Regions from separate parts of the Homo sapiens genome. Here region 2 is linked to region 1. A link is a contact called in ENCODE Hi-C data. All regions are on one chromosome and are shown on one strand. The core of a region is the stretch at or near the end of the contact, and the rest is flanking DNA. Distances in the headings are between cores, read along the strand shown.

The links. A loop is a pair of places that touch in the nucleus more often than their neighbours do. Pooled maps may share reads with other maps.
Region 2: a loop to region 1 is called in a map of PC-3, with 12 times the contacts of the local background. The contact joins two enhancer-like sites. A Hi-C loop is called at or near these places in 3 of 168 maps with a recorded cell type or tissue (PC-3, endothelial cell of umbilical vein and mammary epithelial cell), 3 of 37 single-sample maps with no recorded cell type and 9 of 50 pooled maps.

What each region holds. Positions count from the first base shown.
Region 1 is chr3:108,478,127-108,481,014 of GRCh38, reverse strand. All of the region lies in intron 11 of MYH15 (myosin heavy chain 15), which reads left to right. Among named protein-coding and RNA genes, the nearest start is that of MYH15, 31 kb to the left of the region's middle. Within about 2 kb of position 1,579, at least 2 of the 41 ENCODE cell types and tissues checked have a DNase peak (open chromatin) inside an H3K27ac peak, as active enhancers do.
Region 2 is chr3:108,344,316-108,347,122 of GRCh38, reverse strand. All of the region lies in intron 2 of HHLA2 (HHLA2 member of B7 family), which reads right to left. Among named protein-coding and RNA genes, the nearest start is that of HHLA2, 49 kb to the right of the region's middle. Within about 2 kb of position 1,487, at least 3 of the 41 ENCODE cell types and tissues checked have a DNase peak (open chromatin) inside an H3K27ac peak, as active enhancers do.

The DNA.
Region 1 (2,888 bases), core at 330-2,829:
AAAATGGAGGTGTTGAATTTTTCTTTAATTCTAAGGGTTCTTAATATATTAAGCTTTGGTAAATTTTTCCCAGTTAATTATTTAGGAAGGTTTTGAAGGAGCTGGACAGATGGAGAAGAAGGAACGGGGAAGGGCACCCAAACCCAAAGGGGCATCTTAGCCTTTGCCTCTTTCTTGAGTTCCAACTCCATATTTCCAACTCTCAGCTGCATATTTTCTAGTATCCTAAACTCTGCATGGCTAAAAGTCCATCATCTTCTCCCCTAAGTGATGTCTTCCTATTGGCATTTCTATTCATATTTATGGTATTGTTCTTCTTTCTACTTCTCAGACTGGAAACCTCCTAGTCATATTTCTCAGTCTCTCTTTCTCCCTTTCTCATTACAAATTTGGAGCTTCAGCATCTCACACTTCAGCATTCTGCAATGGGTTCACTCTGTACTTTAAAACTTCCTACTCTGGTCTGTCTTGCACATTTCCAAAATTAAGCATCCTAAAGCATGACTCTAATTATGTCATTTCTCTGCTTACAGCTCCTTTAACATTTCCCCATTCTTTAATTAATATGTTATAGCGGCATTAGATGTCTTCTGCGACCAGAAGTCACCCGCTTTTCTCAGTTTCTCACTCACTCCCTGGTATCGTAGTCCAGTCCCTCTGGGTTACAACCTCTTCTTTGACCATACCTTGTACTCTTCAACGCCTGTGGCTTCAAGTCGTGCTGTTCATTGTTAAGGAAACTCTTCTTCTCCCATATTTGCCTACAAAAACTCTTGTCATCCTTCAAGGCTCAGATTGAATGTTGTTTCTTTTTTAATCCTTCCCCAGTCATGCAGTCCAGAAGGGCTCTTTCCCTACTTCACAGTTTTGTGATACTCGATTTGTGTGTCTCTTATGCAGTTGTTTTACTGACATACTATTTTTTCCCATGTCTTATTTACTCTCATAGATTATAATTTCTTGATGCCAGGGATTTTTGCCTTGTTTATTTATCTTCTTATTACATTATCTAGCATCAGGGCTTACACATAGCAAATGCTCAGTTAACTTTGTTTAATAAATTAATGAAATATGAACAGCTCAAAAATTGTATTATAACCTTCCATAAAAGAGATTAATATCTTTATCATAACCCCTGTAGACTGACAAAACTGGATTTTGCTTCATTCTTTCATATCTGGTTATTTGCAGATGGGACTGAACTGGGACAGAATTGGAAATTTGGAAAAGATTCCTTTTTGAGTTTCTCTACCTTTTTACCTGTTTTCAGGTGAAGTCATACTTTGTTCTTTCCATCTTCCTGATTTCAAAATAAACTTACGAAACCTGGTTATTATTCTCTAGACAGTAGTTTGCAAACTTGGCTGCTCAACAGAATCGCTGGGGAACTTTTAAAATCCTGAAGCTCAGGCCTTACCCAAGCCAGACAAGCCAGATTTCTGTGGGTGAATTTCAGGCATCAGTATTTGTTTTTACAACTTGCCAGGGACCCCAGTGTGCAGTCAAAGTTGAGGACTACCACAATAACAACTTTGTTCTCAAACTTGTATGTGTATCAGAATCACCTGGGTAACACGATAAAACTAGAGCGGCCCAGCCCCTAACCTGCTTCAGGGAGCCTGTTGTTTAATCTTTGATTAGCTCTCCAGGCTATTCCAATACACACTGATGCTTGAGAACCACCTCTCTAGCTAAATGTTACCTCTCCCAGGTAAGATCATGCAGCCTAATTGAAGTCCATGGGTTCATTCACAAGGTCCTGAAGGAACTGATGCTTATGGGTGGGAATTTCATAAAGCCTATTTGGGAATATGATTAAAATATGTTTACACATATTGCTATCTTTACAACAGTAGTTCCTGAATGTCAGATGGGCATTTAGTCATAGATTTACGCCATTTTCATCTTGGTTGCAAACTGTAAACATTTAGTGCAAATGAAGTAATTTACTTTTTGGAACATGATGACCTCTATTGTTTCCTCTTTCCCCCCAAAACAGAGAACATATGTGATGTATAATGTAAATCTCTGGAGTAAATCCAGGGTACACTAGTCCTGTCTGTAGATACTCAACTATCTCTGGAGTAAGTGACAAATAATCCTGTAATGTTAGATGCTATTTCTGTTAAGCTTAAGGTGGGATACTCCTCAGAGAATCTGAATTTCTTTTGTTCATGGATAAAAATAGACTCAAAGGACTGTGCTTAACACTGGAAAAAGGATATATGAAGACTCGGCATGGGGAACTATTCTTTGAGACTATTATTACCTGTATTATCTCTCTTCATGCTTCCAAAGCTTAGAAAAAACAAATGTTTCTCTTTTTTTTTTTTTAAACCTGGACAGATACTGGAAAATTGTTTTTCACATTGTTGGTTACTGTTCATCTCCACTCAGGTTGCCAGGCACATTGTATTTCTTCCCGTCTTTTAAATATTTTCACATTGGATTAGATACTCTATAAAGTCTCTTTCAGTTCAAAAAGTCTATGATTTGACATACTGGATTCTCAATTTGAAATTATCAAGCTTTTGCCGCCAAACCTGGCACTGTTAGCAGGCACATCTCAGTATAGGATGGGCATGTCTGCTCTACCTTTGATTTTCATTTATTTTTCCAAATAGGCTTTGTGTTTTGAAAGGTTTCATAGCAACCAAGTACCCAGGCTATTATCACTGCAAATAAACTAACATAAAGTAGGTATGTAACTTGTAGCAATGTATGTATTATATATATTGATTTTAGTTTATAAGAAAATCAAACATTTCAAACATTTTAAGCCTTGTAAACATTTTAAAGGCTGTGAAAAGGAAATTGATATTGCTAATACAGACGAGATAGAGCTCTCTAATTGTGTTTTGTTTTTACTTTATTTTCTGTTCGTGATT
Region 2 (2,807 bases), core at 238-2,737, 130 kb after region 1:
AGCAGAAAGCTTCCACCTTAGATTATACTGAAGTTGCCCAAGTTGCAATCAGCACCCTTACAAAAGGGCCCAAATGTGAGAAGCATCTTGTTCTGGTACTTTTGGCTGGATTCCAGATGTGAGGGAGAAAGGCAGAGAGAGGCAGCCTCTGCAATAGAATATGGCAAAAAAGAAATCCATATGCTAAGACTAATCAGACAGAAGAGAAAATTGAGGCCATTTCTACAAGCATAAAATAGCGAAAACAGAACAGCTCCCCCATACCCATCTTAATAGCTCCAGACTAAATTGACCACAGCCATCAGTACTAATTGTGACATGATGATGCAAACATCACTTGCAGTTGGGACAGATTCTCTAGCCTGCACATTAGTAACGCTCAAAACCATTTCACAATGTATGTGTACTTCACAATATCATGTTGTACACGATAAAAACATATAATGTTATCTGTCAATATATTTTTTAAAAGACTAGTCCTGGCCTCATAACTGCTGGTCTCAATCTGACCAGAGCCACAAGAACAGGTCAATTCTCTTTTTTGAAACATAAGAATGTTTTGCATCACTCTCATCATTATGCCAGTTCATGAATGTTCTGCACTCCTTTGAGGAAAAGCAGCTTCTAGGTTGCTACATTCTCCTCTGCATTGTTTTTACTTTCTGTGCCTCACCACAGTGCTCATGACACCGAGCTAGTTTGTAAAAGACGTCTTAACAAAGGAAAACTCTTTGTAGCATCCTGGGGATGTTCCTTAGCATCCACTTAGATTTTAATAAGATTGACTGTTTAGACAGAAAAAGAACAAAAGAACAATTTCAGGATTACCCTCTCTTTACTCAAAATATCTCTCCTGATGTTTCACAGTGAAATCCCACCATTTAGGGGATTTGTACATGTACTGAAACTTTGATCTCTAGGGGTGCTGTCTTTGCCTTCGGTTCTGTTTTGGTGTGTTTTTATTTTTGATTTTGGAAATCAAGCTAAGATTATGTGCTAACGTTTTGGGGGAGGTGAGGAGGTGCAATTGCAGGGCAGGAAGAGTGAGGGAAAAGGGGAAGTGAAACAAGGAAGAATGGAAAACAGATACTAGGTGGTGCTTGCTTTGCCAGCCACAGATTCAGAATGGAAAATAGAGCCACCTGCTCAGTCACAAGGGACAATCTCTAGACATGCTCCACAGAACCACAGCAGCTCAAAACAATCCATCAGAGGAAGAGAGCAAAAAGGAATTTATCTATAAGTTGCCCCCCAGTGGTTAAAGTTTTCCCCATTGGCATTAGCTCCTATGCTCTTCCTGGTTGTGCCTATGGCCCCTTGGGAAAAGCACTACGAAAGCCAAATGCCATGCCTTACTGTGTGGCATTTTAACTGTATGATGCTTTGTGTTTGAGTCTGGAAACAGGTGAAAGGTGAAACCGCAGTCTGTGTGTTTCCTTGGGTCATGTCTGGATTCTGCAGCTGCTGCACTTCCCAAGGAGGAAGGCATAATAGAGGACATGTTGAAGTTGGCTTTCCCAGAGGAGACGGGTCAGCTGGTGACATTTGGAAATTGGGGCTGGTCTCTTTTTGTCTAACCAGTTGAGGGCCCAAGAGACAAGAGAAACCCAGAAAATTTAGGGAGGCTCGTAAATTGGGTCCAATAAAAGTAGTTATTTTAACAATACCACACATTTACTATCTGATATTCTGTGAATTTGCAGTTAATCACCTACAAAGATCCCCTTTTACTGCTTTTATCAATTTAGTTTTCACACATGTGTTGCTTAGCTGCTGCTACCTGCTCACATAACTTCAGCCTTCTTTGGAGGATTGTACTTGGATGATGGAAGCTGCAGTTCTCAGGTTATGTTGCTTTGCAACTCCCTGCCCCAGTGGTGGCTTCAAGGCAAGAAACATCCTGTAGCCCAGAGCTCCCTTGGGTTCAGGCTGAGCCTTCACCTGAAGCCACATTTTTTTCTTAGCATCTTTCTCTGTGTCATCCTCCTTCTCAATCTTCCTTACAGCTTTCATACAGTTAATGAGAACACTGCTCTCTTTACTTGCCCTCAATTCCCCATCTTGGGAGGGGTTGGTTCCCTGGAAGCAGAGCCCAGGATGAAGCACTTGAATAGGAATCCACATTACACAAGGTGGGGTAAAGTCCAGGGAACTACTCCTGCTTCCAGGGACCATTTTCCAGCTCAGCCTTCAATCACGAAATGTTTCTTCTTGTCAAATGGGTAGATAATATAATCCTCCTTAATAGCTCTCTATATCAGAAAGAATATAGCTAGACAGAGTGGGGTTTTGTTGTTGTTGTTGTTGTTTAGCAAGAATGCTGCAAAGCCAAGAAAACAGACAAAAGAAATTGCCAGGGTTAACACGGCAGACAGCAGGCATTTTGTCGAATACATCAAGGTAGTGAGCAATTGAACAAAACTCCATTAAATAAAGTTAGTGTTGAACATGTGCACATGTGAGGCCAAGGACTTCTTAGTCACCTTTTTCTCTGTAAAACATATTGCTAGATGCCCATGGCACACCAAGTGCTTCTGGAAAGCCAGTGCACTCTTTCTGTACACTTCTACCCCCTGCAGTTCAGTGGGTTATCATCAAATAATTTAACAAAATGTTATGTTAATTGATTAAATGGGAGGACAAGACCAAACCTGGTCTATCTTCAATGACTAATTGAATAAGATGAATGCTTTGGAAAAGCTAAATAAAAGCAAGTCACAACAAAGATGAAAAAAAATCAGTTATTGTATTAGGTGTGGGAGAGACAATGGCAAAAGATTCAAAGCCAATTGTAGAGCCTAGGAGGA